7 separate regions of the Mus musculus genome follow, and all the other regions are linked to region 2. Evidence: chromatin loops called from intact Hi-C (ENCODE). Cell type or tissue: left cerebral cortex. All regions are shown on one strand. Links, peaks and the distances in the headings refer to the core of each region. The heading gives the core; the rest is flanking DNA.

Evidence for each region. Peaks named below come from ENCODE experiments on the same cell type or tissue, not always from the same donor. Only the 100,000 strongest peaks of a DNase experiment are listed, where the experiment ranks them.
Region 1: a loop joins it to region 2, with 9 times the contacts of the local background. A loop is called at or near these places in 2 of 42 quality-filtered maps.
Region 3: a loop joins it to region 2, with 5 times the contacts of the local background. A loop is called at or near these places in 3 of 42 quality-filtered maps.
Region 4: it touches region 2 in a loop (2.9-fold over the local background); 3 of 42 quality-filtered maps call a loop at or near these places.
Region 5: it touches region 2 in a loop (6-fold over the local background); 4 of 42 quality-filtered maps call a loop at or near these places.
Region 6: it touches region 2 in a loop (19-fold over the local background); 2 of 42 quality-filtered maps call a loop at or near these places.
Region 7: a loop joins it to region 2, with 3 times the contacts of the local background. A loop is called at or near these places in 4 of 42 quality-filtered maps.

The regions. Positions count from the first base shown.
Region 1 is chr1:76,508,046-76,512,487 of GRCm38, reverse strand. Mir6343 (microRNA 6343) reads right to left here and starts at 2,928; the gene lies at 2,845-2,928. In left cerebral cortex, for the core only: a CTCF peak has its summit at 2,532; DNase peaks (open chromatin) are centred at 172, 2,803 and 3,454; H3K27ac peaks cover 432 bases.
Region 2 is chr1:76,068,191-76,072,632 of GRCm38, reverse strand. The region is part of intron 5 of Gm32622 (a long non-coding RNA gene); the gene reads right to left. Among named protein-coding and RNA genes, the nearest start is that of Gm32737, 25 kb to the left of the region's middle. In left cerebral cortex, for the core only: a CTCF peak has its summit at 1,846; DNase peaks (open chromatin) are centred at 1,701, 3,392 and 3,987; H3K27ac peaks cover 2,327 bases.
Region 3 is chr1:75,997,925-76,002,366 of GRCm38, reverse strand. All of the region lies in intron 4 of Gm32622 (a long non-coding RNA gene), which reads right to left. Among named protein-coding and RNA genes, the nearest start is that of Gm29065, 19 kb to the left of the region's middle. In left cerebral cortex, for the core only: no CTCF peak of the experiment used is centred there; DNase peaks (open chromatin) are centred at 928, 2,750 and 4,113; H3K27ac peaks cover 218 bases.
Region 4 is chr1:75,990,118-75,994,559 of GRCm38, reverse strand. All of the region lies in intron 3 of Gm32622 (a long non-coding RNA gene), which reads right to left. Among named protein-coding and RNA genes, the nearest start is that of Gm29065, 27 kb to the left of the region's middle. In left cerebral cortex, for the core only: no CTCF peak of the experiment used is centred there; a DNase peak (open chromatin) is centred at 2,304.
Region 5 is chr1:75,929,408-75,933,849 of GRCm38, reverse strand. No RefSeq gene overlaps it. Among named protein-coding and RNA genes, the nearest start is that of Gm32622, 5.1 kb to the left of the region's middle. In left cerebral cortex, for the core only: no CTCF peak of the experiment used is centred there; DNase peaks (open chromatin) are centred at 187, 1,318 and 1,853; H3K27ac peaks cover 1,374 bases.
Region 6 is chr1:76,482,321-76,486,762 of GRCm38, reverse strand. No RefSeq gene overlaps it. Among named protein-coding and RNA genes, the nearest start is that of Gm17751, 4.6 kb to the left of the region's middle. In left cerebral cortex, for the core only: a CTCF peak has its summit at 2,199; DNase peaks (open chromatin) are centred at 2,358 and 2,907; H3K27ac peaks cover 1,291 bases.
Region 7 is chr1:75,923,698-75,928,139 of GRCm38, reverse strand. No RefSeq gene overlaps it. Among named protein-coding and RNA genes, the nearest start is that of Gm32622, 11 kb to the left of the region's middle. In left cerebral cortex, for the core only: a CTCF peak has its summit at 2,208 (motif pointing left); DNase peaks (open chromatin) are centred at 2,219, 2,559 and 2,851; H3K4me3 peaks cover 210 bases; H3K27ac peaks cover 377 bases.

The DNA.
Region 1 (4,442 bases), core at 125-4,124, 440 kb before region 2:
TGAACCTGAATGTAGTTCATTTATCCTGATGTCCCTTTACACAGCAGGTGCCACTGCTGTCCTCAAATTGCAGAAACAGGATTGAGGCATGGACGAGTAGCTTGCCTAGAGTGGCATAGCCAGAAACCAGCAGGACACTGAGTGGAGCCAGACAATCACACCTCCAGGCTTTCATCCTCTCACTGTTTGAGGATATTGCACTTGACTCTGCAAGCATCTCCAAGCTCATAGCTATAGCTTCACTTTGTCATTTTAGATAAGCAAGTCTGTTTGGAGGATGAAGGTAAAACTTAGACAATAGGAGTGGAGGGCACTGAAGACAGCTAAGTGGAGACATGGGTGAGAAAAACACCCAGCCTAGGATAGTAGTCCCTGCAAAGGAAAACAGTTGAGGATCCAAAGCTGGTCACCACAACCATAATTTGTAAATATTCAGATCCTGAGGATCAGAAGGAGAAGGTAACCCAGAGTGAACATAACGAGTGAACTAAGATGCATCTTGAGGGAAAAGGGTAAGACAGGGGAGATCGGGGTCAGGAAAATACATTTTAGAACTGACATTGTTTTCTGGGACAGCCCAAACAAGTTAGCACTAGCTGGGTGATTTATAACCATAGAAATATACTCTTGCACTGCTCCAGAGACAAAATAAATACTAGAAATCAAATTGTCAGCACAACTACCCTCTGTCAAGAGGCTCTGCATAGAATTCATCCCCTGCCCTTTTTGGCTTCTGGCACTTCACCATTGCTTGGCAATTCTTGGCTGTGGATCTCTTCACTGTAGTCTTTGGTTCCCTCTCCTCCTTACCCCCAGGAGTACATGTGTATTAAATCATTCTCTACCTCTCATTATAAGCACACTTTGAAAACACTTCCAGGCTATCTCAACATCCTTATTTAACCACATCTATTGAGATTTCCAAATTAGAGTCCCAGGATTAGAGTCGCTTAAATTTGTTTGGCCATTATTCAACCTACTATAGGAGTCATCTGAATATGAAATATTGATAAGGAAGGACAATCATTGCCCAGGGTGAAAGACAGCAGATAGAAATCTCAGTGGAGAGCAGTGGTGGTGCATGCCTTTAATCACAGCACTTGGGAGGCAGAGGCAGGCAGATTTCTGAGTTCAAGGCCAGCCTGGTCTACAGAGTGAGTTCCAGGACAGCCAGGAACACAGAGAAGCCCTGTCTCAAAAAAAGAAAAAAGAAAAAGAAAGAGAAAAAGAAAAATGAAAAGAAAAAGAAAAAGAAAAGGAAAAGGAAAAAGAAAAAGAAAGAGAAAAAGAAAAAGAAAAAGGGAAGGAAGGAAGGAAGGAAGGAAGGAAGGAAGGAAGGAAGGAAGAAAGAAAGAAAGAAAGAAAGAAAGAAAGAAAGAAAGAAAGAAAGAAAGAAAGAAAGATCTCAGTGGAGAAGGAATTCAAACCCTGCTTGATGCTACATGAGTTGTCTTAGTCACTATTTTATTGCTGAGAAGACACATCATGACCAAAGAAAGCATTTATCTAAGGGCTTGTTTACAGTTTCGGTGATTTAGTCCATTATCACCATGGCGGGGAGCATGGTGATATTCATAGTGCTGGAGCAGTAGCTGAGAGATACATCTTAATCCATAGGCAGAGAGAGAGAGAGAGAGAGAGAGAGAGAGAGAGAGAGAGAGAGAGAGAGAGAGAGGGAGGGAGGGAGGGAGGGAGGGAGGGAGGGAGGGAGGGAGGGAGGGAGGGAGGCAGGGAGAGACTGGACTGTTGTGAACTCTTGAAACTTCAAAGTCAGCACACTGACACACTTTTTCCATCAAGGCCACACCTCCTAATCCTTCTCAAATAGTACCACTCTACAATGACCAGGCCTTCAAATATATGAGTCTATAGTGGCCACTCAGATTTGAACCACCACATAAGTGTACCTAACCACATTGCCCTGTCTTTTGGACATCATTTGCTCTGGTGTTAAATGGCTAGAGTTTGACATGATTTTCCTTTAAGTAGAAAATATTAAGTATATATTTCACTACATGTATACAGAGTCTCTTGTAGGCTGTAATTATTTAATAATAATTACAGAATAATTGCTTAAATAAAAATATTAATATATAAAGATAAATCCAAGACAAAATTACCCATAATACTGACATTGTACCAAGTGTATGATTTCCATTGTATAGCAGTTTCTAGTAATGTCTATATTTGGCCACAATTCCACTGAATTTTCTAATACATGTTTATTTTGAAACATCATCATTAGGGCTTCAGAGATGGGTCAGAGATTAAAAGTGCTTATTATGCTTACAGAGATGAGGGTTTGATCCCAAGTACCCTCAGGGCACCTCATAAAACACTGATTGTAACTCCAGTTCCAGAAGATCCAATACTATCTTCCAAACATTTTAAATATAATCATGGTGGTATTGCATCTTGCTTTGTTTTTTCAACCAGCCTTTACTCCCTACCTTGCCCAAGCTGCTACACTGTCATTGTACTCCATGTGTGAGGCGCCCCTACTGTTGAGTGATGACAGCTCTCAATTGCAGAAGGAATCCACCTGGAGGGTTTCTGGTGAGTTTTTCTATTCTAAACTTAAGAATATAATTCCTACAGAGATGAAAAAGAGATTGGCAAGAAGATACTTAAGGGGACTTCTCATGAATCTCTTATTTTTAGGTAAAGCTTGAAATAATACTAGAGAGTTAAACTATGTTCTATATTCAATTTGTTCAACTTCCCACTCGAGCCACGTCTCAACAGTCGCTGCCCTGAGGATGAAATCACACTCAGTCATATCTGCTTTAAGCCACATTGACATCATTTTCCACAGCATAAAATAACTGCTAGGATGAAGTCTTAGTGTCAGTCAGCTCCTACTTTACATAGAAGTGGAGAACATAATGCCAGGCTGCCCCACTTTTCTGCAATAAATAGCTATCTGAATATAACTGGAAAATTCTGAGACATTCTAGGAAAGCTATTTATTCAACTTGGTCTTTTTTTCCCCCCTTTGAGTAGACTTTCTCCTTAAATAACCTCATAGTCCTTGTAACATGATAATACCTATACCAAATCTCCTATTTCTTTATCAGAACCATGACTACCACCATTTTCTGCTCCCCCCCCCCCGCACCTCTCACGCACACACACATACACACACACACACACACACACACACACACACACACACACACACACAAACTGATTGGATTTTCAAGGTATGTTATAATCCATTTTGCTCAGTACATTTGAACTCTACCACCACTATAATTAGCCTTTACCACCCCTCCTCTTCAGTATGAAGCCAACTTGAAATGATCACTCTTACATATTTTGCCCCATGAAAAAGAAAATACAGAAATGTAAAACATGAAATCTAGAATACTGACTGTCTGCTGTGGAGCTAGATCTCCTCTGTGCAGGGGCTTGATGATATCACTTACTTATGGCCCACACAGGTGCAGAGCTGCCTCCGCACAATGCTCAGCATGCCACAGACTGACACAAGCCAACTCATCCTTTGTTTTGTGTCTGTAGTCAGATGATATTTTTCTGATGTTCAAAAGTTGTGGGTAACTAATTTAACATCACTCTTGCTCAATTCCATCATGCATTGAAAAAAATGGATGGAGATCATGGTGCCAAGCTCATGTTAAGAGGGCAGCATCAAATGGACCATGTGGGAAGCAAGAGAGTGTTCAGTGTGTCTTACTAATACTGCAGCTCATTATTTTATGGAGCAGTTTGGTTTTCTCTCCTGATTGTGCCATTTTACCAGGATATCTGTGAAGACAGATTGCTCTGAGCCCCTATCCATCTGTAGAAGCATTCATTAGACATATTTTCCTGACCTGGTACATGCTCACCCTGCATTACCCTGTTGTAGCAGAGGGAAAATCCAAGTTGCCTAGTGAGACCATGTTATACGTGAAGGTATTTGATAAATTGGGAATCCAATTATAATCCAGAGCTGATGAAGGTGGCTTGCCAATTCAGGGGTAGGCATTGAGGCCCCAATGATAGGGAGGCCCATGTTAGGAAACTGGGGTGTATACCAGTCTCCCAACAAGCAGAGTAAAGCCAACAGCTTCTGAACCTCCATCCTAGCATGCAAGAGGAGACTGCTTGGCACTGTGTTAGTTCTCAGCTTCCCCGGGATGACCTGACCTTTCAATTTTACTTCTCTGTTTATCTTTACTGTGTATCTTTGGAAGCTGTGATGCCAACCTAACAGACCTCAGCAGCAGATTCATTTTCAATTGCATAAAGGGCGAAATGAGGAGCGGTAGAGCTGTGGAAAATATGAAAAGTATCTTAGATTTAGAGTATAACTTAAAAATAATAATCTTTGTCCTTACAGCACCCAGTTTTCATATCTTCAGATTCAAAATCTTCCTCAAATGTGGAAAGCTGGGATCTAGAAAGATAAAATGTGTTTTACCCAGGAAGAATTTGAA
Region 2 (4,442 bases), core at 131-4,130:
TTGATATCTATCAAAAATAAATATGGATTTGGATTGAAGTTGTGGGTAGAAATGATTGCCCTGGTCACACAGCAGTCACTTGCCATTGTGACCATGGTATTAAACTAGTGACCGACGGTAGGAATGACCTATTTTCCTACTGAATGCTAAAGATGGACTCTCATCAAGAAACAAGTCAACTGGTCGGTTACTTACAAGCTATTGGTCTTTCAGACAGACAAACAACAAAAAGGCTGGCACATCTTCCTACATCATCCTGATTGTCTTGGTTCAGGAAGTCTGGAAGGAGGCCTTAACCTCTGTCTATAAAAAGCTTCTAGATTATTCTACTGTACAACGAAGACTGAGGGTCCCCTGGCTGGATGTTGATCAACTATAGGTGATAGTTGGAGCCATTGTCAGGTTGTACTGGAGGCATTTCACAGAAACTCAGCATCTCTGAAGTCTCCTTCCTCTTGGTGTTTGCTGTTGCTGGGCACTGTGGTAAATCTTGAGAGAGTGCAGAGCTTGACAGAACTCAGGATCTGGGACATGAAATCGGACTCTTACCAAAGGAGACATCCAACCTAAAAGGACAATAGTCAACATTCACCCTCAGTCTTGCTTTTCCCACCATCCAAGCCTAGACTCACTCTACACTGAAACATCCATCGGGCTGAGGATAGATTTGCCATTCATCATCATCACCATCATCACCATCATCACCATCATCATCACCACCACCACCACCATCAAAAAGACACAGACAGGAGCTGAACAGCAACTGATTCCAGGGCAGAGCTGAAGCCACCTATGGAAAATGTGCACATGGGAAAGGTGGAAAACTCAAAGGGAACCTCAAGGGACACCAGAATTTAAGGACTTCCCCTGAAAAAGGAACCTGCTGTGGCATCTAAATTGTAGGGTCTTGGACACTAAAAGGAAAGCCAAACAGCAAAGTCCTTTAAACAAAGGCACGGCAGAAGAGACCATTCTTTACATTTAGAATTCGGCAAAGTAAGTTATCTAAACAAGGGGAACCTCCATCCGACTAGCTCATCCCGGACTAACAAAGAAGACAACGCAAAAAGTGCTGTGCACACAGCTAGGGCTCTGCTACCCCAGGGCTCCAATGTTCTGGCCATCCATTAACCATTCTGGCGTTTGGGAAATGGAAATCTCAATTGTTTTAAGAGTCTTTCCTTCCCCCTCTGCTGACCAATACCGCAGGAAAAAGAAAATCCCTTTAAAGTAAGTTCTTCTTTTTCAGATGTAATATTCAGTGAAAACCGTTGCATGTGAGATCATTTCTGTTCCTGTTCTCTGAGAACTGGGAAACGCTACACTATGTATAAGGGAGGTTGTAACTGGCTCCATTGGTGAAAGAAACAAACGGCAGGCATATGCTAATTCTCAGAGTAGTAGCTGACAGCATTATTCTTCATTTGGAAAGTATTTCAGTACTGAATGGAAGAGCTAGAACAAATATCCTCAGGCATTCTTGCGATTCCAGGGAGCTGTCAGAGGCAGAGATTAAACCCGGAGTTCATTTGGGTTACATGACGCCCTGGGCTCCTCGGCTGCTGACAACACGGAGTACCGGCCTCCCCTCTTGTTGCTCACCACTCATCCCTGCCTGCCTCATGGAAGGTGTCTAAAGGCTGCAGCCCCACAGTACCGACAGTACCACACGGCAGCTCTCCAACCTTCGGGCGTGGCGTGGGCCGAGACATAATTGATGCTGCAGCAGGTGGTGAGCTGACGGACGTGGGAGGTTGGAACTCCTTGTTCCCTCTGCCAATTAATTCCTAAGAAACATTCTAAAGAGAGACTTCCAGTCCTCTTTCTACTCCCTCTAGCTGGGAGGGGAGGCAGGATTCAGAAAAACAAGGAGAAAAGGAAGACAGAAACAGTCATTCATTCCTGCCATTCTTGGGGGGCAAGGCTTCTCAAGCCTTCTTCAGCACCCCAATATTTGGACAAGATCGTGATTTGCTATGGGGATGTTCTGTGCACTATAGATGTTTGGCAGCACTCTGCTTTCTACCTGTAAGATGCCAGCTGAACATCCTTCCAAGTTCCCATGATGGCTGCCATTATCTCCTGCTAAGAATTCCTACTCTGAAGCAGAGTATGGCACGTGCTTGTCACAAAACTCAGGAAGCTGAGGCAGATGGACCAGGGGTTAAAGCTACCCTTGGCTACAAAGGGAGACATTTTCTCAAAAGAGAGAATCACTCTGCTAAAGAGCACCACCCCCAACACACATGCATACACAAATGGCCCAGCAAACCAGACAGGCTGTAAGCAGTAGTACCTACAGTCCGTGCTATTATTCTAACCAGTGCTCTCCATGTAAACCGACGCTACTTACATATGCAACAAAACCATTAAATGAAAAATAACAAAATCTCTAGCAACAGCACCACCTTGCTCATTCTGAAATCACACACACAGACAGCAAAATCCTCCATCATGGTTGGGTAAGCCTCATGGTCACCTTAACATATGGTAAACCTGGAATCCCTGTGGTCCCTGTTTCTGGATGTCATCCCAGCCATTCTGCCTTGACCTTCCTCTTGTGGGTCCCAAAACTAGCTTGGATGAAGAAGGAAAAGACTGGCTATCAGGATTCATGGTGAGAGATTCCTCTATATCATTTACCAGTTGCAGAACTTTCAAAACATCCCTGGGCCTTCCAAAGATGCTCTGCTCACTTAAAGCCTCCATGAAGCCCAAGTACAAGTCATGTGGCTTCTATAGAACAGCAGGCAATGGCCAGGACTCACTTTCTTGTTGTGTCTCACGAGGGTCAGGATTATTAGCAGGCCAAGTGAATGGTCCAGGAATAAGGCTCCTGAGGTAAATTTGTGGAATTCACCTTTCCACTCAGTTCTTACTTCGCTGGAAGTTGCCTTTGGCTGACATGCAAACATATGACAAGAACTCCAAGCAATTTCTTCATGAAACACTGTCCAACAAACATCAACAAATAGCTAATGTGAACCGCCTGTGAGTACTCAGGTCACGTCAGTGAAGAAAGCAGATCAGATGACGGCCTGAGGAGGGCTTACTTTACCAATGACAGAGGAGTAGGTGTATGTAAACAGTGAACAAACAGGAAGACGAGACGGAGAAATAAATTACAGTGTCCTGGAAGCCAATAGATGGTGTGGGGGTGGAGCAAGCAAAGGACATCCAGTCACATATGTGTAACAGGGCAAGGGCAGTTATAGCTTGGCACTGGCATCGTGGATGAGAAGTGAAATTTAGACAGAGATGCTGAGTGGGTTGTTTCTGAGCTCCCTGGGGAAGGAATTTCCAGACATGGACCATCTAACCAAATGTTATAGTATTCAAACATCCACAAGAGGCAATCATGTTGACAGGAATAGAACAAGCCAGGGGAAGACTAGGAAATGGGGTCAGATGTCTTGCCGGGAAGAACTGAGGTGTCTGGCAAGCGTGGAAGGCACTACTCCATCTTAGCTGGAGTGCAAGTCCCTAGGGATACAAATCAACCCTTGAGTCCCCGACATAAGAAATGAGCAAGCCACCAGAGAGTGTGAGGTACCAGAGGAAAGGGGTCACGTGGCTCCAGGAAAACATGATTGAATTCTACGACCATGATCTTTTGAGGACTCGTTTATATGCAGTGGAGGAGGCAGTGGTCTCTGCCCTATGCTATTTAGAAATTATTTAGGCATCTCAGGTGCTATCAGGGTAACTCGTCCACCACCACCACTCTCCTCTCCAAATGGCGCAGTGCCCTGCCCCTGGGACACTTGGTGTTCACTAAGAAAGAAAGGCAGATATTCGCTTCCAATGGCTTCTTCTGTCCTCTGCATATCAGACTTTAGCTGTTTAGTCAGATTCAAAATAAAATCAAGGAGGTCCTAACTCGATAGCAAGAGACCTAGAACCAACCGGAGCAAGGCAAGGGTTTCAGGCCGCGGCCTCCATACTGATGCACGTATCTCAAGCTTGCCTCTTCCTTCCCCAGCTATTTGCAGAGATGTCAGTATGAGAACACACAGTTGGCTTAGTGCCTGAGGGAGAGGCAGGATAAAGCAGTGGGGGGCGTGCCTCTCCCTATAAAAATTAATGGAACAAAGCACCCCTGTGTGCTGCATGAGTTTTATCTCCCAGGGAGTTTACTTTCCACCCTTCTCTCACCAAGCCCTCCTTCTGGGCTCTCCTGTCCCCTGGGTGTCTTTGGCAGAGGTTAAAGAATCATCATTAAAGGCATAGGGCCCACAGAATAAGCCAGATGGGGTGAGTTGCATAGACTCAAAACATATATATATATATATATATATATGTATATATATATATATATATATACATTGAAATGCATGATAGCAATGTATGCATGTGCAAATATATATATGCACTATTCTGCTGCTGTTTTTTAACCAAGCAAGATCATCAGCAATATCTAGAGGAAAAGAATTATATGGAAA
Region 3 (4,442 bases), core at 273-4,272, 70 kb after region 2:
TTTAGAAACAAAACCATTAGGGCATAGTGTGTGTGGGGTGTGTGTGTGTGTGTGTAATAGCTCTAGAAGTCTGGAACTCGCTACAAAGACCATGTTGGCCTCACACTTGCAGCAATTCTCCTGTCTCATCCTTCTGGGTGCTAGGATTATAGATGTAAGCCACCATGTTCAGCTCAAGCATTACATATTACATTAGTAATTAAAAATCTATTGCTGGAAGCTGTAGAGATGGAGAGTTAAAAGCACTGATTGTTCTTCAGGAGGGTCTGGGTTTGATTCCTGGCACCTACATGGCAGCTCAGAGTAATCTGTAACTCCTGTTTTACCTTCATGAAAATGATACACATGCATGGGACCAAGCATCCATATAAATAAAATAATAATCAAATATTTAAAGGAACCTATTAGCCATTTTAAGCATGTATAGCATCATAAGTTCAACAGATATTAGTGGAGTGCCCACCTGAGACAAGGTATTAGGCTGTGCAGCACTAGAGAGACACAGTCAGGGTCAAAACAAAGTCTTTGTTGCTCTCTGATCCAGCATTGATAATACAATTCTGCCTTCACCTTCAGAGGGGATGTCTTTAGCTGGGATGGAGAGGAACCAGAGGGAGAGGCTGGTGAAGAGACTCAGAAGTGTTTCCAAAGACCATCTTGCTCTCCATAGTCCTCTCTAACCACCCTGCCTCCTTATGTACCAAAGACTTGAAAAATTCTATCCCTAGAATACCAGCTACGTGTACCTTAAGCAAGGATTCTCCAACCCTGTCCCCTTCGGGCACCTTTATTCTTTTTTTCATGGCAGAATTGCCAGGAACTGAAAGAGACTTTGGTTCACACATGCGCAGATGAAGAAAGTAAAATCTGAAGGGAAGAAGCCGGTCCAAGCCTTCAAAGGCAAGAGCCGGCTGAAGCTTCCACCTCCGGGGTTCCAGCCGGTGCTTTCCCTACCACATCTCAGTAATGCCATCAGCCTTGGACTGCTATGCTTCAGCAGCCTGCGAGAACAGCATGGGGAAAAAATCTCTGAGCACTGCAGAGATTTCAGCTTCGCTCACACAGCGATGGCTTCATTCGGCAGCCATCCAAGGTCCCTGCTAAGCCTGTTTTCCTTGACTCAATTAGAGAAAGCACTGGGGGAAGATCAGGCTGAGAAACTCTCTGGGCTCTCATCTGTTAATTGAAGCCACTGTCAGATTTTCCACACCATGACAAATGATCAAAGATATCTCTCTCTCTCTCTCTCTCTCTCTCTCTCTCTCTCTCTCTCTCTCTCTCTCTCTGCAACATTAGGTTAAGCTACAAGTAAAAAAAAAAAAGTACAACCTGTTTTAAAATGGAAATAAAAGAGTCAAAAGGGACCTAACCACTCAGATATGTTCAGAGTTTGAAGTCAAAGAACATCCATTTCTCAAGGTGGAAGAGAAATGTCATTTGGGACTATTGCGTTAGATCCTGTGAGCTGGGTGTTGGCCTAGAGCCTCTCTGCCATGTCTCAGGCCCCTGCTGTGTAAATGACATGCAAGGGCCTTGGGTCCTTTGAGCACTGGCCAGCAAATTACCAGCCTGTATCTATATTGACATTCGTGTTCTTGACTTAATGGTTAATTTACTTAATGAGGAGCTGCTGTCCTCCTCAAAACGAATGGAATGTCAAAATGTACTGGACTGGGGAGTGTGATAGACAAGAGGCTGGAGAGGGATTCCTCATTCCCAGACCCCCAGTGGTATGCATTTCATTCATTTCATACGTGAATGGTTATTGGTTCCTGTTGTGACTGGGATATGGTTTAAGTGTGTCTCCCAATGACTCACATCGCGCAAACTTATCCTCAGCATAGTTACACAAAGAGGTAGTTGAGCCTTTGAGAGTTGGGGATGATGAGAAGTAAAGAGCTGACTGTGAGCACCATCTTCAAGTGGAACTGGTGTTCTTTCAAGAGTCTTGCTAGATCCTGTGAGAATGAACTCTTAGGCTACTTTTCTCAAAATAAAGCAAACCTGGTATCTGCTGCTCCCAGTTTCCTGAATCCCGTGTCATTCATTCCTCTTGCACATGTTCTCGCCATGATGTTATCTGGTATGCTAGGATGTAACTAGACAGCACCAGCAAGAATCAAGTAAATGTTAGTGCCATGTTCTTGGGCCTCTTGATGCTTGAGACAACTAAGCCTCTTTTCTTTAGTCATTGTCTTATATTGAGTGTTGTGCTTTAGCAAACAGAATCAGACTAATGTGTTTCCTATTATGTGAAAGCCTGGCTCCAGAGTAGGGCAAGAGTGAACAGTTGAAATGCGTGCCCTATGCCCTGTCCCACAAATCCATACCACACCAGTCCAACAAACAACTACCATAAACAAGTCATAATAACTCACGATTGTGCAGCTCCTGAACCTCTCTGGGTTGTGTAAAGATGTTAAAACAAACAAACAAACAAAAAGCACCAGTTTGGAAATTTCCTGGCTATCCAGTAGGCATTATTTGCCACTGATGGAAGAAAATTTAAGTTGAACTAAGGTGGAATTCCAGAATAACTGACATATTTCCTGTCAGATACCCCACCCCACCCCACACTAAGACTGCCAGCGGATAGAGAATAGTAAAAATCATAGATCCTGGAGCTTAGCCACTGGGTGTGGGTCCTGGCTACTCTCTCACTAGTGTGGCCTTGGACCAGTTGTCAGTCTTTCCTGGGCATCAGTTTTCTCATTTGCAGGATGGAGTTGAAATGATACTTCCTAGCATTGCTGTGAGGCCTAAACAAACTGACTTACTAAAAAGATGTAGGGAGACTTGTCCTACCCAGAGGCTACACTGTCACTTAAGGACAGCTTCCTGTTATAAGCAGAATTTCTATTTCCAGAGAGTTTCCCGTTTGGGTATCAGAACCACACACAGTAGAGCTGAACCTCAGACTCATGCTTCAAATGTTTTCTTTTCTCTTTCCTTTTTTCTTCTTTTAATTAAAGAGAAACTCTAATAACGACCAAGGGTGTATTGCAAAGCTCAGTGAGTAATATCGTTAAAATAAAAGAAAAATGGCAGCATCAATACTTTTAACTTTTTAAATTAAATTTGTGTGTGTATGTGTGTGTGTGTTTGGAGTGGGCATGGGCATGTGCATGCCTGAATATGTGTGGAGGTTAGAGGGCCATATGGGTCCTAAAAATAGAACCCAGATTGCCAGGTTTGGCCTCAGGCCCCTTTACCCACTGAGCTATCTCACCAGCCCTCAGAATCTCCCACCTCTCTTTAATCTACTTTACAGACCTTTAAACATGTGTTTATGGAATAGACTGTGAACCCATGGAGGTGAAAACTCAGATTTTTAGTATATGTGATGCCATATCCCTAGAATAATATCACACAGAAGGTGAGTGCCCAGCAAATGTTACATTCATATATAATCCAGTCTATTTGGAGGCCCCCAGTCTAGCTTTTGTCTTGGATTCTAAAGATCAAACTCAGGTTCTATATATGCTAGGCAAGAGCTCTACCACTGAGCTACATCCCAAGCCCATATTTTCTCAAAACTATAAAGGAAGCTATGGGTAATGTTGATATGTATATGAGTATATCTATCATTTTATAATCACCTCCATAGAGAGAACAAAGGACCACAACGGTGGCTGTGAACAAAGTTGGATAGGACTCTGGGTCCTAGTCCACCTGTAACAGGGAGCAACTCTCCAGGGGTACAGATGCTCCAGGGTAGGACAAAGAGCTGCTCCTTTACATTCTAATCTCTGCCATGCTTTCAGAGTCCTAAGTCCTGTGCTCCTCACACAGGTACAGCTGTGTCTAGTCCAAGGGCATTGGGTAAGTCTAAGTGAAATTCATCACAGAGCAAATGCCCCCAAGTCCCATGTACACCTCTGTAGGCATAGGAAGGAGGTCACCAGCAGAAGCACACCCGATTTCTCCTCCCGATTAGAGCCAATACGGACAGTCTCTGCTGACATAGTCACATTGTCCCTGCCAATCATAAAGTTTCTTCTCACAGGAGATGACGGTCTTCACCTACACAGCACACATCTGCCAAAGCTCTGCCCTTGACTTCTATACATTGACGTCTTTTGAACGTTAATTGAGGTAGCCCAGATGTCCAGCATGAAGACTCTGTGAAACTCAGGCATATGCAGATTCGGTCTGCAAGTCTTTCACTGTGTGTGAGCTTACAGGAAGGGAAATGTGGGCAAGAATTATATGTGACAAAATTCCACTTGTGCTTTCAGTAGAAATGCTAATAGACTTAAAGAGCTATGATTTATGATTTCTTCTCTCATACAAAGATTTTAGGAATAAAGAGACAGTTAACAAGCAGCTAGGGAGAGTTAAAAGTTAGTCTTTTTTAGTTAACCAGAAAAACTATTCATGATCTCTAGGCTATGAGAAACAACCCAGCCAGACTGAAGAAAGCAATTAAGAAAAAATGAGTA
Region 4 (4,442 bases), core at 274-4,273, 78 kb after region 2:
TTTAAGCACACAACTCTCATTCAAATGTTTAGATTTTCACACCCCCCTTCCAAGCCCCCATGCTCAGACCAGTGGTTAAATAGTTCTATCAAGAACAGCAGTTCTCAACCTGTGGGTTGTGTCCCTTTCGTGGGAGCCAAACAACACTTTCACAGATGTCACCTAAGACAATCAGAAAAAAACGTATTTACATTATAATTCATAACAGTAACAAAAGTACAGTTGTAAAGTAGCAACAGAAGTAGTTTGATGGTTGGAGTCACCACAACATGAAGAACTGTATTAAAGGGTAGCAGCACTAGGTAGGTTGAGAGCCAGTGATCTAGAACTTCCCCCAGGGAAACATTTAAGGCCAGAGACAGGGGCTGTATGTGATCACTCTTCTAGTCACCCATAAGCTTGGCGGGAGTTAGACCCAGAGTAGTGCCACTCATGAACAGGACCTGAGGGGGAAGCCCACTGGGGATACAGAGGTGGGCCCTTCCCTTTTTATGTATAGCTATGTTTAGCTGTGTGCTAATAATTCCATAAATTGCCAGATAAATACACGCACTGCCTTTGAATTTGAAAAATATGTATTTCCAAACACATACTCCCACAAATTGATCTTGTTTGATACTGATAGAGATGTTTAGAGTCTTTAAGTGTTGGTTTATTGAGTTGTTTGTCTGGTTGGTTGCTTCTCATGTAGAAATGCTGCATTAGAACGTATGGTCATTTCCCCTTCAGCTGTCGCCTGAGATCTGAGATGGACAGGAAGCTAGGTGGATTGAAACAACACTCCTGGAATCACAGGCTATAATCTAAAAGATGTCAAACTATCATGAAAGAACAAAGGAAATGTTTCTTTTCTTTGTCCCAACCCTGAAGATGGAACTGTCTTCTCCTTTTAAAAAATATTGTTCTAGTCTAATTGAATTCAAGATTCCCGCACTGCCTTGTAACAGCCACGCATAAGCAAATGCTTTAACTGAGCACACACACACACACACACACACACACACACACACACACCCCTATGATCAGATGATGAATTTCATAATTCAGGGCTGGGCTTCCTTCTTCCCCTCTAAGCATACCTGAGTCCTGGAGTTGGTCCTCTTCCCTACATGACCACTGAACTGATGAGAAAAACCTGCCTTGGCAAAAGCTGCTGTTCCACTTCTTAACCATGTCCACTTGCAAATCTGTAGGACTAGACGGAGCCACCAATGAACAGATTTCTTCCCTCTTAAAATAAGGAAACTATTCCAAAGGAGAGGCCTTGTGGGAGCACTTAGAACATTCCAGAAAGTGAAGTCAATCAATAAAGACAAAGTTACTCTCAGTTCTGATCTTCTACCTACCTGCTTTTAACACTGACCTAGCCTGGTTTTTTGTTTGTTTGTTTGTTTGTTTGTTTTTTGTACCTCCCTCTGCCTTTGAAAAGGAGCCATCCTCTGCATCCCCAGATGCCAGGGGTAAAGAAGGGCTTACAAAGGCTGCCCCCACACTCCTGAGCAGACATCTGCTGAGACAGACATTTTCTAGGTCACATGAAGAAGCACTTAATGGGGCTGTGGCTTGCCTGGCCTCCACTAAGTAGCTGCCACCATCTTGTAGGAAGACACACCTCAGTGATCTAGAAGATCCCCCCATGAGCAGGGAACACATCAGCAGGCCTAGAAGCTCTAAGCACTCAAGGGATCAAGGAATCGTTCCTAGTCAGCATCCTTCAATATGTATTCGTCATTTCCCTGCATGGCAAGGTGATGAATCCCAAGTCTTTGGTTAGAATCTCAACTCTGCTCATTTATTGCAATATGGTATTGATATTTCCTTTCTTTTCTTCTTGTTTTAAGTCTCTCTCTCTCTCTCTCTCTCTCTTTCTCTCTCTCTGTATGTCTGTGTATGTATGTATGTACATATGTGACTATATGTGTGTTTTCTAGAAATATTTATAAAATGATTGCAAATATGAAACAATATTATTTATGGCATTTTTTGTTCTAGTTTCATTTCGGTTGCCGTGATAACGCATTCTAACAAAAACGACTGGGGGAGCAGATTTACTTTAGCTCACAATAGCAGTTTAGAGCCTATTATAGCAGGGAAGCCAAGGCAGCAGGAATTTAAAACAGTTAAGAGTTTAAAAACTCTCAGTTCAAGAGTTTAAAAAGAAGTCCCAGGTTGAATCTCTAGCTCCATGTTTCCTACTCATCATCTCCTCGGCAGCTTTGTCATATAACTTCCCCTTCTTGTCTCTTCATCTATGAAGTGAAAGACTTGAAGCAGATCAGCCCCTGCTCCACACCCACAACATCAGCTGGAGTCTAAACTAAACACAGAGATGGAAACTATTCAACTCTTCACATCACAGCTACAGTCAAAAGCAGAAAGAAATGAAAGCACGCAGGCTTGCTAGTGCTCAGCTTACTCTCATTAAACACACTCGAAGACCTAAGCCCAGGGAATGGTGCCACTCATGGTAGACTGGCTCTTCCCACATCAACTAATGTAACCAAGACAATTCCCTACAGGTACACTCCCAAGTCAAACTGATACAGAAAATTCTTCATGGAGATTTTTTTTTTTTAACCAAATGACTGTGTCAAGTTGACAATGAAAGCTACTGATCATATGAGGCATAAAGACATGTCTAAGTTTGAAAGACATTTTAGATCACTCTTAGAAAGTGAAGAACAGATCAAGAGTTTAAAAAGAAGTCCCAGGTTGAATTTCTAGCTCCATATTTCCTACGCATCTCCTAGGCAACTTTGTCAAATAACTTCCCCTTCTTGGACCTGTCTCATCATCTATGAAGTGAAAGACTTGAAGCAGATCAGCTTCACGTGCACAACATCAGCCAGAGTCTAAACTAAACACAGAGATGGAAACTATTCACGCAGAATGTGCATGCTTTTCTAAAAGACTACACTCTAAAATAATAAAGAAGATGAAAAATAAATAAGACATGGTTTATTGATTACGACCCTGTTTCTTCAAACCTAGACATGTCTTCATATTCTGCTTTTCCATTAACAAATAAATTTCAATGCACTGTTTTTAGTACAAGATTTTATATAAATCATTTATAGAGAAAGAGTTTTAAATGATTGCAAACTGCATATGTTCTCAGATCTATGTGTATCTGTGTGCAGATATGCATGGCCACACACACACACACACACACACACACACACACACACACACACACACACACCGGATCACCTATTTGATCCTCATAGATACCAAAGCTCATGGGTGCTTTATGTATATGAAGCAACACCTCCACAAACATTCATTTCCATCATCTTTAAAGCCTCATTCACGAACTACTTAAGAACAAGAATTCTTTAGTAACCAGGAAAGGAAGGCAGGTCATCTGACCTGATCACAACTCTGGGATGTTGACTGCTAGACCTTGACAGTTAAATTGGTCATAAGGTCCAATACTGCACCCACTGGTGTGTTTCAAAATGGAATATTAGACTGGCAGTCCTGCTTTGCTTAGAGGATGCATAAGGCCTTTGCATTAAAACCTTTCTTATAGCCTTCTGTCGTGGTGTACACCATCAGTAAGGCAGAAGGAGCATGGCGATCACAATTTCAAGGCCAACCCAAGCTATAGAGTAAGCTCCTATCTCCAAAAACAATATGCTTTGTACCATATGTGTTTGTTCAGGTGGATAACTGTTAAATTTCATATCCATGAACAATATTCCATAACCCCCGTATACCAGCCATTTGCTCACAATTCTGTTTAAATTTCTTTCTAATTAAGCTGTAGACATAAATTCAACCTTCAACTTGTTATTTTAATAATAATTGTAACAATTAACCCATAAGTGTTTTATCACTAACAATTATTAAATAATAACTTGTATGCTCATTAACATAATAAGTCTTGCTAATTGCATGCTGTCTCACAATGAGATTAACCTATGATCAGACAGAAAGCATAGGATAAAACAGAATCAAAGAATAGCTTTGGAGCCAGCTGGGCAATTGTTCAAAAAGTTTGTCTTCACAGAGGTAGGGGTAGGACTTGGGGAAGTGAGGGAGACACCGTGTTAAATCACAGTATAACAACATCAATTAGAGCAAGAAATGTACTGTAAGTGTTGGTGTCACTTTGAAAAACAATATCTTAGGTATGGTGATTTGCATGAGAATGACCCCAGAGGCTCATCTGAACATTCTGACCATGGTTTAGGAACTGTTTGGGAAGGAATGGGAGATGTGACATTATTGAAAGTATGTCAGTGAGGACAGGCTTTGAGGTTTCAAAGCCCATGCCATTCCCAGTTAGCTCTCTCTGTCTTATGCAGATAAGATGTAAGCTCTCAGCTATGGCTCCAAAGCCATGCCTGCCTGCTTCTGTGATCCCTGGCATAATGATCATGGACTCACCCTTTGAAACTGTAAGCCCCAATTAAATGCATTCTTGTATAAGTGAGTTG
Region 5 (4,442 bases), core at 131-4,130, 140 kb after region 2:
CTGCAAAATGATTATTGACAAACGGCTCCGCTTACTTTCCCAGGAGTCCCAGCTTTAACAGCTAGCATTTCTAGAAATCCATGAGTCTCTCCCACAAGACAGGGAGCTCTAGAGAAACAAGGGCTGTACTTTACTCATCTTTGTTTCTTTAGGAGTTAGGAGTGAGCTTGGATAAGCCAGGCCCTGAAAAACATTGGGGAGAGTGAAAGGGGTTGGTGACTGTTAGCAACCATAGCAACTGAGTATGAGTGGAATCGTAAGACATTAAAACATAAAGACATCCCCACAGCCATCTGCTTTGGTTTTCTTGTGGTTTGTCTGCCAAAGGTCCTTGAACCAGAAGGAGAACCTTCGAGAGGCAAAGCCTCATGGGAGATGATTCTATCACTAGGGTACCATCCTTGGATGGTTAGGTCTAACCAGCCTGGATGGGGTAAAGCAAAGTCAGTTTGTTGCAAAGGCAGTTCACCCTGTTAGCTACTTAGCTACTTCTCTCGTTTCTGCTCGCATGTGCTCCATCTATATATAGCCATTTACCAACCAGACTGTGTGACACGAAGCCAGGGGTCTACTCCAGCTGCCAGGACCATGCTTTTTGAACTGCCCAAACATCAGAAACATGTACCAAATAAGTCTCTATTCTTAAAATACCCAGCCTCAGGTATTTTGTTATAGCAACACACAAAATACATCATTTGACTCTGGTAGCCATTGTCTGTCTGTGGCTATATAAATCAAAATCAAATGGAATTCAATAAAATTAAAATTAAAATTATAATCTTTCAGCCACACTAGACACTTTTCAAGCACTCATGGCGATCCTATTTCAAGGTACTGGTAGAGCAGCGTCTTCAGCTTCTTGGACTTTAGGTTAAGATCACCCTTGTCTCCTTGTCTTCCCTCCTCCTGATGCTGAAGTTTCTGCCTCTGAAGAAGGATCTAGAATCTACCATTAGGGACCAACTACCAACTCTGGGATGTTAAACTCTGGGACTGTGTGAGGTGACAGCTCACTGACTGGTGGCCTTTGGATGGCCTTGAGAAAGATCTCATCCTATAAGGAAAGAAAAGAATGTCAGGAAAACAAAACAATTCCCCCCCCCCCCAAGAGACCCACTATGCAAGAACCATGGTCTCCTAGTTACTGCCTAGTCGGTTTTAATCATTAAACTTCACTCAGAACCTGAGAGCACCTCACAAGCATCCTCTTCTTTCAAGTCAGTGTGGTTTGGAGAGCAGGGAAGAAATCCTAGATGCACTTAGAGAATAAATGTAAGGCCCATCAAGCAAAGGATGGGAAACCTAACTTCCCACAGAAAGCTGGAAGCCAAGAGATCTGAAGCATGCCCAAATGTGGGTTGCTTTTTTTTTTAAGCTTTTCAGCATTGTTTTCATTTCAATGTTGGGAGGTTAATACCCAAGATGGACACTCTTTTTGAAGAGTCCCTTTTGATTTTAATTTCTCAAAGTCCTCATTTGAACTCCCTTTTTGTTTATATTATACCCATCCACAATTTTCCTTTCTTTCCAGGTAACCTGATCCCCAAAAATGTGCAGAATCCATCCGTGCCCACTGCTTTTAATTAAACATCAACTCGTCCTTTCAACTGGGTCTTTGAGGATTTTTTTTTTTGCATTGTCTTCTCTAGATGTATTTGTCTTTTCCTGAAATTACATCGAATCAAGTTCTCAAAAATGCATTTCTTAATCTTTAAATAGCTTGGAATGAATCTTGGCAGCATCTTAAGAAACCCTATAAAAGGGAAGAAGCCCTACCCATTTCCCTCACAAGAAGTTATGTGTGGTGTGTTGGGGCTTGCATGTGCAGATCTTACAGCATCAGAATGAACCCTGAAAACCCCAGGCTCCCATTTCCATACCTAAAAGAAGTCTGCATACATTGTCCCAGAATACTGTCTTCATACTGACACTTTTCCTAAAGTGGCTCTGGGGGAAGATGTGTCAGGGAACCAGACTCGGCCAGGGACCCCTGGGCTTCCAATAGAAGCCTTCGCCACTCCACAGCCACCCTCGTGCATGCTGGTAACACAGGCTCCAGGAGTCAGGGTGGTCAACAGCTGGCCTGAATGCGGATGGGGAGGTCTGCATGGAAGGCTCTCCATCTCCCCAGTGGACCAATGAGGCTGCAGATATCTTTGGAATCTGCAGAGGAGACCCTCCTGAGGGGGAAATAGAGAGGGGGGTCGTTTAGGAAAATTCCACTGAAGTGTATGACTATTTTCTGGTATGTCTCCTAGGGTTTCTGAAGATTGCATTACCCTCCTAAGCGAAAGTCTTAAGATGACTGCAGGAAGGGTGCTTATTGAAACCTAGAGCTCTCTGTCCCTCGGCAGGCTTTGATTTAAAACATTCAAACACACACACACACACACACACACACACACACACACACACACAGCAACCTCTTCTTCCCCAAAGACAGGAGCTTTAATGTTTAAAAAGAGAGAGAGAGAGAGAGAGAGAGAGAGAGAGAGAGAGAGAGAGAGAGAAAAGCAGGCCTCCTTCCAGCTAGCTCCTTCCTCTTAAAGAAAAATGTTGCCTGAAAAATGAAGGTATTGATGTTAAACTATGGTAACAACTTTTAAATTTTCAAGTCCTGTTCTTTGTTCCTAATGAACAAAGAAACATGAGTCCCATAACCCGGAGCTATGTTAGGGCGTGACTCCCAAGCAAGGACCAGCGTTGTAACCCAGCCATACTCCTTTCTAACTGCCAATGTGGAGACCGACGGAGGTCCAGAGAACTTAAAGAATTTTAACAGTCAGCAGGTGGTTAAGCCTGAAGTTGGGTCAGGTGTCTCGACGCCACAACTTTTTGAACAAAGACGAAGAGGAAGAATTCTTCTAGAACTTTGAGTAAGGAGAGAACAGTTTAAAAGGTGGGAAACGGACACAGGCTCCGTGCATGCCCTCCCTCAGCTGTGAACCCGCACAGTTAATGTCACACAGGCCAACTGGAAAAGCAGAGTAAATTAACGCACTAGAGACTGTGTGCTTTGAGAAGTCCTGTCTGCCTCGCAGGGTATGAAAGGTTCTGGAACCACACCGTGGTCATAATTCAGTGGGTCTGGCATCTTAGGAGCACAGCATCTCCCGGAGTTATCTCTATAATGGTAGCGTCTATAAGTAGTGTACCTGACCCTTTAGCCCTTCCCCATTCTTTACCGTAATGAGTCTAACTAGCATGAAGAGCTCAAGGGCCCTTCACTCCTTGCTGCTCTCCAGAATAGGGAAGGCTCAAGGACCACTAGGCTGGCACAGCATCTTGCTTGGCTTTGTCTTTTGAAATTGCCTTGAATAGGGGAGTGTATTCGTGTTTCACATCTCCAGAGGTAGGAGTGCACCTTTGGTTTCCATGCACACACATCTGAGACTCTTCTTTTTAAGACAGCCCTAGAGCTACTGGGGCATACTAGCTCCACGCACTGTCTATCAGGGGGGCCTGAGGATTCACCTCTCCCTGAGTCGTTAGTGCTTCTGAGTCTCTCTGTCTGTCTGTCTCTCTGTCTATCTATGTCTCTGTCTCTGTTTCTCTCTCTGTCTCTCTGTCTCTGTCTCTGTGTGTGTGTGTGTGTGTCAGTCTGTCTGTCTGTGTGTGAGTGTGTGTTTATGTATGGGGGTTGCACACTTATATCAGGATCTCCTTATGTAATCTACTCTTCCTACCCTCAAAGCGACATCATCCCCAGGGTCCTTTTGCCTGAGATATCATACTTAGCTCACCTCTGTCCCTTTTTTGACCAGAGAGTGACTCAAGCAAATATTCCTTTTTCCCAGTGACTTCTACAGGGCATGGGCCTGGCTTTGTTTTGCCCTTTACAGCTGGTATCCAGTAGGCTCACAGTCACACTTTGGGAGGTGGTATCCAGTAGGCCCACAGTCATGCTTTGAGAAGAGGTCCTACCCTGGCAGGACTTAAGATAACAACAGGGCAGGGTGAGGAGATGGTTTAGTTAGCTGTCCAAGCAAGCAGACTTGGGTTCAGATTCTCAGCAATTGCATAAAAAGCCAGATACAGTGGAGCCTTTAACCCAGTGCTGGGGAAGCAGGGATAGGGGCATCACTGGGGCTTGGTGGCTGCTCGGCCTGGCCAAACCAATGAATTCTAGGGTTCAATGAGAGAGAGCCAGCCAAAAATAAGTAATGAGGAGGAGAAGGAGGAAGAGGGGGAGAAAGAAGAGGGAAGAGGAAGAAGAGGAGGAGAAAGGAGGGGGAGGATGAAGAGAAGGAAGAGGAGAAAAAGGAGGGAGGAGAAAGAGAAGGGAGGAGGAAGAGGGGAGGAGGGGGAAGAGGAGGGAGGAGGAAGAAGACAAGGAAGGAGGAGGAGAATGGGGGGGAGGAGGAGATGGAAGAGGAGAAAAAGGAGGGAGGAGAAAGGAGGTGGGAGGAGGAGAAAGAGGAGGGAGGAGGAAGAGTGGAGGA
Region 6 (4,442 bases), core at 280-4,279, 410 kb before region 2:
GTGGACTGGCATCTTCTCTGTCACTGCAGCATCTCAGCATGGACCTCAATGACTTTAACCTCTCAGGGACAGTGACACAAAGAAAGTGGCTTGCTAACAGACACTTGGAAATGCAAGACTGAGTTCAGCCTTTTTCTGGACAATGTGGTCTATGTAAATGAACTGCAGAGCCACATAGATGGCAGAGATAGAAGTTGTAAGCCTAGATATAGTCACTGAGGAGAAGTGTAAGTGGACTTGTTGAGCCATTTATGGAATGCCTAGTTTGTAACAGCATAGGAGTAGCAGGGTCACACCACATACCACACACACACACACACACACACACACACCAATAAGCAAAATATACCAAAAAGAAAATTTAAATAAGTCATACTACACAGAAACATCTTACATCCAAAAGAAAATGATCTCAGACCTCTCTTTTCATTATAAAAAATTAGCTATGTTGTAACTGTTCCAGTATCATTGGCATTCCTACCAGGCATCTAGCCATTTTGAGAGCTAGCTGGGCATAGATTGTCCCCAAATCCATCATTTTTATTTTATGAATGTATTGTAGAGCCCAGTTTTATAGTTTTCACTTCCAAACTCTGCCAAAATAAAAAAAAAAGACTCAAATACCCTTCTAAACATCAAATGATGTCTATTTTAACTTATTTAATCTTCTCTTAGTGATACCTGGTGACAGAGATCTGTAATTTCAGGACTTGGGAGGTTGAGGCACAAAGGATTATAGGTCCACAAATTCAAGGTCAGCCTGGGCAACATAGTGAGGCCTTTTTTCAAAATAAAACAACCCTTTCCCCATTCCAGTGTCTGGTTAAGATGACAAGTATACAAATACCCTGGTGTTCTAGAAGAGAGGAAACTAGCAGAGAGATGCAACTGAGGCACGATCTTGAGGTAAAAATACTCAAAGTAAGTTCACAAAACTATCAGCCTTTGCCATGCAGTAAGCAAGGCATCATTCTCTTCTAGATGGAGGTGTTACAGTGCTAGGCTTTAAACTGTGTCAGCATAGTTATGACAATCTTCAACAGAGCTGACCTCAAAGGAGAGATGGCTCAGAGCAGGCTGTGTCAACTGTCCACCATCCATTCCCTCCATCAGTGCAGAGAATGCTGTCTGTATCAGTAGCAGAAACAATGCCAAGGGTGAACTATTTAAGAAACGTGTTCAGACACAGGAAAGGAAAGCACCAGAGCTGGGATTTGAACCAGTGTGCTTGCTTGTTTGCCTTTTCTTTTTCTTTTTTCTTTTTCTTTTCCTTTTTCTTTTTCTCTCGTTTTTGCTTTCTCTCTCTCTCTCTCTCTCTCTCTCTCTCTTTCTTCCTTTCTTTCTTTCTTTCTTTCTTTCTTTCTTTCTTTCTTTCTTTCTTTCTTTCTTTCTTTCTTTCTTTCTTTCTTTCTTCATTTGTTTCTCTTGTTGTGACCTTATTACAGAAGGTCCTCTGTGTAACAACCCTGGTAGTCCTGGAACTAGCATTGTAGACCAGGCTGGCCTCAAACTCACAGAGATCCACCTGCCTCTGCCTCCCAGGTTCTGGAATTAAAGGTGTGCACCACCATATCTAGCTCAGCTTTCATTTTTGTTTTGTTTTGCTTTGCTTTTGATTATGTTTTTGTTTTTTATTGTTTGTTGCTTGCTTGCTTGTTTGCTTGTTTTGGTGGAGTTGTTTTTTGTTTGTTTGTTTGTTTGTTTGTTTGGTTGGTTGGTTGGTTGGTTCCCTTGATTATTTGGGGAAGGCAGGGTGGTTGATGCTCTCACATACCAGCTGCCTTGATAGAAATAAGTCTAATAGTGTTCTATTCTTTTTCAGGAAATACGAAGATAAAAATATAAAATTTAGCTTTTGACAAACTACAAGAAAAAAAAAAAAACAAAACACAACAAAACCCCACAGCCCTAGAGAGTCAACCTTTACTTTTGCCTTGGATGGTAACTGGATGCTTCCCAGGAGATTTCAAGTAGCCAAGCACAAAAGCACCTTTTCTCACAGCTATAACCAACAGAAATCTGAAAAGCAAAAGTCAGAGATGGATCTGAAAACCCCAAAGGAGAACTTCATTTCACTGACCGCTCCAGGGCCACAGGCTCCATCAGCCTTCTATACCTTCGACTCCTGGGGAAAGACAGGCCTGAAGTTCACTCTGTCTTAAATGCCTATGCCCACCAGAGCTTCCTGCAGGGAGCACTAGATGGTATGAATTGCTAGCCAAACCCATCCTGTCGCTTGACTTAAACATTTACATCACATATCTCAAGAAGACTCATTTTAGTAGCTGCCTTTTTTGAAACACCTACACCTGAAATTAAAATACCAAAAGGAAAGCATCCTCCAGTCTTTCCCAGTGAGCAGATGGGCCTGAGTGGATCCAACCATGGAGCATGAAGCACCAGATTGTGCATCTCTTCACAGAGCCTCAAATTAGAAATTTCAGAGCATCGTGGATTGCAAGATGAAATCTGTTTTCCCCCCGAGAAGAAGATTCTGTGCTGACCTGATGCCAGCCTAGAAGCCTCTGTCTCTCCAACAAGGCATTCTGCAAGTAAAACGCACTGCACCATCTACTTAATTAGCTATTGCTCTCAACCATTCAGAGCTTCAGATGACTAGTATTTATAATTTTATGGTTGAGTTTACTTGTCCAAAACATGTCCTGAACAATTCACTGGTGTCTAATTTCATAGCAGCTCCGTAAGGCTGGAGACCAGAGGAGCAACTGAAACGCTTCAGCCCACCTTCTCTCAGGACCAGATGTGGCTGGGCATGGTATGAATGACAGACCAAGGCACCTGATGCCTCTGAGCATTTGCCTGGGGTCTCTGCGTTGACCTCAAGAGAATTCCATCCTCTAAGGAGGAGATGGGAGCTGAGGGCGCTTGGCCAGGTGTCTGCAGGGAGACAAAGGAAGAAAACACACCTCACCACTGGAGAATGAGGGACTTGCTGAAAGCAATGGATAGACAACTAGTTTTGAGGCGGTGCCTAAGTGCTTACATGACTCAGACACCCCTCTTGAAACATCCTAAGTTTAGAGACAATTGGAAATCCGGACGACTTGCCAATACATAAGATATAGCATATTTATTTGCTGGCGTGGTATTCAGCAGTCAAAAGCAGTGCATTAAGTTTACACAAACTGGCATGGATCAATCTCAAAAAACAAACCACCGAATAGAAACACAACTTGCAGACAACATATGCAGCATGGTGGCATTTGACTAAAAAAAGAAGAAGAAATAGCATGTATACACACACACACACACACACACACACACACACAAAACATATATTTCTCTAGGCATGTACATATCCATAGGTGAATCATGAAAACATGCTTTTTGGGTAAATCAGTTTTAATTTTTCCAAGAATATTAATACTACCCCATGGGCAACGTATGTCAATACCTTGAGGAAGTAATTTTTCTCAGTCTCTTGAATTATCTTAACTGGCTAACTGTCAGCTTTTGGACACAGAAATCTACACGTAGGGGAGAATGTATAACCTATATTTACACACTATCAGTATTTTTTATTAAGTTAGAGAGCATAGAATTACTTTAAAATCTAAAAGGACATCTTCCCAACTCACCAGCGAATAGTCTGAAGGATCCTTTGAGCAGATTGTAAAAGAGTCTGGACATGTGAATAAAAAAGATTAAGCCAATTTTCAATGATTTTGAGAATAAATAGATTAAAATAATAATAGTCTACACTATGTCCTGAATCCTGATCATAAGACAGGCACTCATAGGCATTTTACATGCCTTAGTGCATTCAACTTTCATGTAACTTCAGGTAGTCGGCATCCTCACTACCAAATACTCTCTTTAAAATGTGAGAAACGGCTGCCCAAAGGGAAATTGTGGGAAGTGGAGGAACCAGCATTGAGAATCTCAGCCAGATTTGTGTCCAACCAGTGTGGCCCCAGTGGCTCCTACAACTCTGCTTTGATGACAAAGAGGCCATGCCTACTCTTCTTGGAAACTGAGCACACTAGCCTCTAGGGCATAGTGTCTAGAATATGAACATGACGTGGATTCTGTTCCTGGTTGGAGACCTGTGATGGTTTATACAAAACATCTCCAGACCTGACCCTTTGTTCCAGGAGGATAGAGACAGAATGAAGCCCTGTGAACAGGGCTAAGAGAAGCCTGACTCCTGCCACTCAGAGCTAGCAGCTAAAATGGTTGGTTAGGTTCCTTGACTCAGCGAGTACTGTCAAGAAAAGAAAATGTTACCAGTAAGTGGTTTTCTTTTTCAACGAACTTCAAGATTGTCTTTAAAGAGGCTGACCCAGCATACACATTTGTTTTTATCTCAATATAGGTATATGGAAACTTACATAGAAGCATAGATTTATTGGACCATTCAAATGCACTTTCTATATAATTCAAAGATGTACATAAAATAGGATTTCTTTTTTATGCCTTTG
Region 7 (4,442 bases), core at 301-4,300, 140 kb after region 2:
GTTGAAGGCCATGGACAAAATTCTGTCAGCCTCAGCTTAGTGTGAAGCTGGACACACCTGAATATATTATTCAAATAGCAGAGACAGGCGACAGGCTTGGGGCATGTTGAAACATTAAGCTGACAGGGGAAGTACTAGAACTGATGTCTGGGCACCAAACAGCATCATCCACACTGCAAGGTGGTGTTCGTTAGGGGTTTGAAAACAGAGGCTAAGTCCTGGAAGCCCGAGGTAGGGTATAGTACCAGAAGGCTCCGCAGATTTCCTCTCCCAAGCCCCTCGCTCTCCTTTGATTTCATGTAGGTCTGACAAATAGACTGTAAGTGTCCAAACTTTAGAAGACTCGCTGGACGTCACATATCAATAGGGCATTCCTGCCTCCCCAGCAGGCTCCTGCATGTCCCTTCCTGACCCAGTCTCCTCTGTGGGGGTAAACAGAGTCTGGTTTGTATCACTACAGACTAGCTTGTCTGTCCTTGTTCTTATGTATATAGAGCACTATAGTATAGATTCTCGTGTCAGCTCCCCCTTGCCTCAGGTTGCATCTGTACGTTTATCTCTGTCATTCAATACGTACTACAGTCTTTCTTTTTCATTGTCCACCGCAAGAGCACATCCAGTTTGCACGCACGTTTGGATAGTTTGTTTATCCTCCTGGGTAGTTTCCAATATTTTTACTATTCTGAAGTAATAATCTGGAACATTTATCTTGCTGAACAAATGCACGGGCTTCCCTTGAAGAAAGACTTTGGAGTATAAAAACTTGAATACTGTGCAGGTGGGTGCATTTATCTCTAAATACTCCTGTGCAATGATCCTCTTTGGTGACCATGCCAACCTACACTCTTACCAACTCCATATGAGTTTACTTGACCCACATCTTTGCCCAATGTTAATATTGTTAGACTTTTATCATTTTAGCCAACCTACTTGCAGGTGAGTAGCAGTGTCTTATTATGGTTTTGATTAGTGTTTCTTATCTAGGACTGTTCCACTTCAAATACTGATGTGGGTGCCTGACAGGGGCCACAGGGTCTCTCCAGTCACATGGGTTGCGTCCCCTGGCACTAGTAAACAGCCTTGCAGACAGTCAATAGACTAGGACTAAAGTCAACACATTCTTACTATGGAGACCTAACAGGAATTGCAGTCTTGGGGGACTTCAGCACAACTCTGACCCTCTGAGGAGGGAATGAGCTAGAAGAGACTACGGAGCATGCACTGTGCCCATGTATGTAAATCACATGTAAAAGGCAGAAAGCAGACCCTCAAGCTATGATGCTCTGCAGCTGCCGTGCCTACCTGTCTCCACTCCAGAGAATGCCGGAACACCCAGGAGGCAGCAGGCAGGGTTCAACAAGGGTAAGGTTTTACTCTTGTCTTTAATCTGGTACCATGGGGACACTGGACCCTCACCCTTGGGATGTCCATAAAATATAAAAATCGGGGTTTCTTTGTTTGGCTCTTTCTTAATTGATTATCCATTTGTGTTCAAATAAATGAGGCTTCTTCTGGCTAGTGGTTAACTTAGAATCAGACAGTGGGAAGGCGTTACTGTCTATGGCACCTGTCACAGGCATAGGAAAGGCATCGTTGGTGTCCTGAAAATGTGCCTGATGAAAGCTAATATATGACCCAGAATCAGTAATCAGAAAGGAGGCTTTGAATCTCACTCATCTTAAGATTTGGGCCAAGTAACTTCTCTGTGAACTGATTTTTTTCCCATCTATATCAACTGGAGTTGAACCACTTTGAGGAAGGTCGGTGTCAAGGTCTAGTTCTCCCAATCTGTGACTTCCCTTCAACCTTAGTGCCTGGCTTTGCTAAGATACAAAAGCATCCACTCCCGGGTAGAGCAATGAGACCTGGGCCAGTTCCCGCCACACATCCAAGATGATAGAAAGCCCGACCCAGATTCTGCACTGGCTAATTGAGCATTAAGACACAACAAGGGCTCTATTGCGGCATAATAATGCATGCCTGGCTGATTTATTAAGCATCTAACTTAAAAGCGCATTGTTCTGCAAGGCCCCGTAGCTTAGGCAGCGCTCCATGGAAAACACTTGCGGTGAGGCTGCTGTAGTGTTCAGATCCTGTTACATCCCATAACTTCCAACTTCCCAGTCCCTAGGCTGCAGCCTTCAGCTCCCTTCCTGCCCTTTTCAGAAGCCTGACAGCCTGGGTCTGGCTCTCACCTCTTTGCAGAGCTGTGGCGCCCCCTGTCGGCACTGAGTTTTTCTTAGATTCTAACTATGCAGCAAAGGGAGGAGGGATTGACGGCTTTCTCTAACTCAGATGAAGCCAGGCAGAAGGCAAACGAAGAGAAAGAACCCCACAACCTGCCCCCTTGGCCAGCCTAATTTTACTCAGAGCACTTCTCTCTGGCTCCCATGTTTATGTTTATTTAAGCTCCACTCGTGTACAACGATAACAAAGCCTATGTTTTGTTCTCTATTGGAATTTCGGCTCCCTGCTTGGCATGAAGGAGGCACCTGGTAATATTTTCCCCGAAAGAATCATTTATTCATTCCATGAGTGGTGATGTCAGGTGGTAGCAACAGTCTCCAAGCAGAAGAAAGCAGGGTAAAGAGGATGGCGTGCCAAAAGTAAGTTTTGCTATTTCAGATGAAGTGATTAGGGAGTGGGGAGAGCTCTCGATAAAGATCCACAAACAGAAACAAAGAAAATAAGAAAATGTGTCACTCAAAGTTGTAGGGGAAGAATATTCTAGATTGAACCCAGCCAGTTTCAAGGCCCAAGTGAGAGCGTGACGAATTTGCAGGGGCCCATGGGCCTGAAGCATAGCACGAGAGCAGAAGGCAAGAGGGTTGAGAGGTATCTAAGGCCAAATCTCTAAAAGGGACAGGAGCTTGCCAGGCATGGACCAGATCCAACCCCGTGCCCTTTGTGGTAATGTGCCGGGTTATAGCCGTGCTGTGCCTTACCTTATCCTCCATGGCTTTGCTCATGCTACAGCAGATGAGCACACAGACACCAGGCCGGCAAAGGCCAAAATAGTCGCTGTCCAGCCCCTGCCCTCAGTCATCAGAGACCACTGTCAAGACTTCAGCTCTTCTCAGAAGAACAATGGGAAGCCACTAGAGGCCCAGACACTGAGCAGAAGGTTGACACACTCAGACTCACAACTTAAAAGGATCAGAGTTGCTTCTGAGGGAAATAAGAATTGTAGGGGTAGAAGCTGAAAAGTCAGTTAAGAGGTGAGAAATGGAAGTAGATTCGGCTAGAAATATTATCAGATTAGGAGATACACACCCCAGAAGCCCCTGTAACCTGCACTGCGTTTCTTTGCTTTTATGGATTCTAGCCTGGAGCTTCTGGGTTTATATGGGAGAGCTAAGAAGTCATCTGAAAAACTACAGTGTTGTTTCATTTCCATTTCTTTTCTACATCAGGAAGGAAGCCATGGCTATGATGCTAAATGTTGCAGAGAACAAGCAGCCATTTCTAATGATCTTTTGCTAATCATTCTAGGCTTGAGCTAGGGTCAAGACAAGACATTGGTTTATGTGCCAGTTCCTGGCAGCTTTCCTCATTGAAGCAGACAGACATTCAACTGGTTGGGGTTGGGGGGCACTTGGATTTAGGTCTGAGGGGGTTGAGTGCAGGTCAGGACATCAGCAAAGGCTTCAAGCTACAATTATGAATCAAACATTCCAGAGGAAGCTGAGGACCAGGGGACAATGTAATGACAATGGGAAATACCCAAAAGAAAGTATAAGGGTCGCACATCCTTACACATCCTTGCCCTCAGCCCAGCAATCAGCATGACTCAGGTAAAGCCTCACCTCCCATCATTCCTTGATGCAACACATACAGAGGCTGCCAGGTAGATGAGACATGTTTCCCTGTCATCTTGGTTCTCAATGGGTTTGATTTGGTTTGGTTTGGTTTGGGGGGTTGGTTTTTAGTTTGGGGTTTGCTTTGGGTATTGTTGTTTGGGTAGGGTTTATTTGTTGGTTTTGTTTTTGTTCTTGGTTGAGTTTGGGTTTTTTTTTTTCCTTTATTCGTTTTTGTTTTATTTTGTTTTGTTTTGGGCTTGGGGTTTTGTTTGTTTGGTTTTTTTTTTTTTTTTTTTTTTTTTTTTTTTTTTTTTTGGTTGGTTGATTGGTTGGTTGATTTCTCTGTGTAGTCCTAGCTATCCTAAAGCTTACTCTATTGAAGTGGAAATTTGTGGGTTCTTTGGAAGGTCAGTTAGATGGTGTTTTGCTGGGGCAAACACATGAAGGAACATTTAGCTGAAGTGTACCCAGATGAAAGACTAAGGCAGACTTGTGAAGGAAGGTTTCGCTGAAGCAGACACAGGAGAGAGGATGTTCTGGTAAAGCAAGCAAGTGAAAGGACATGTGATGAAGGGTTCTTTGCTAACCACATGCATGTATTGGTCTACCTTACATAGCGTAGGTGGGCTGCATTTTCAGGAC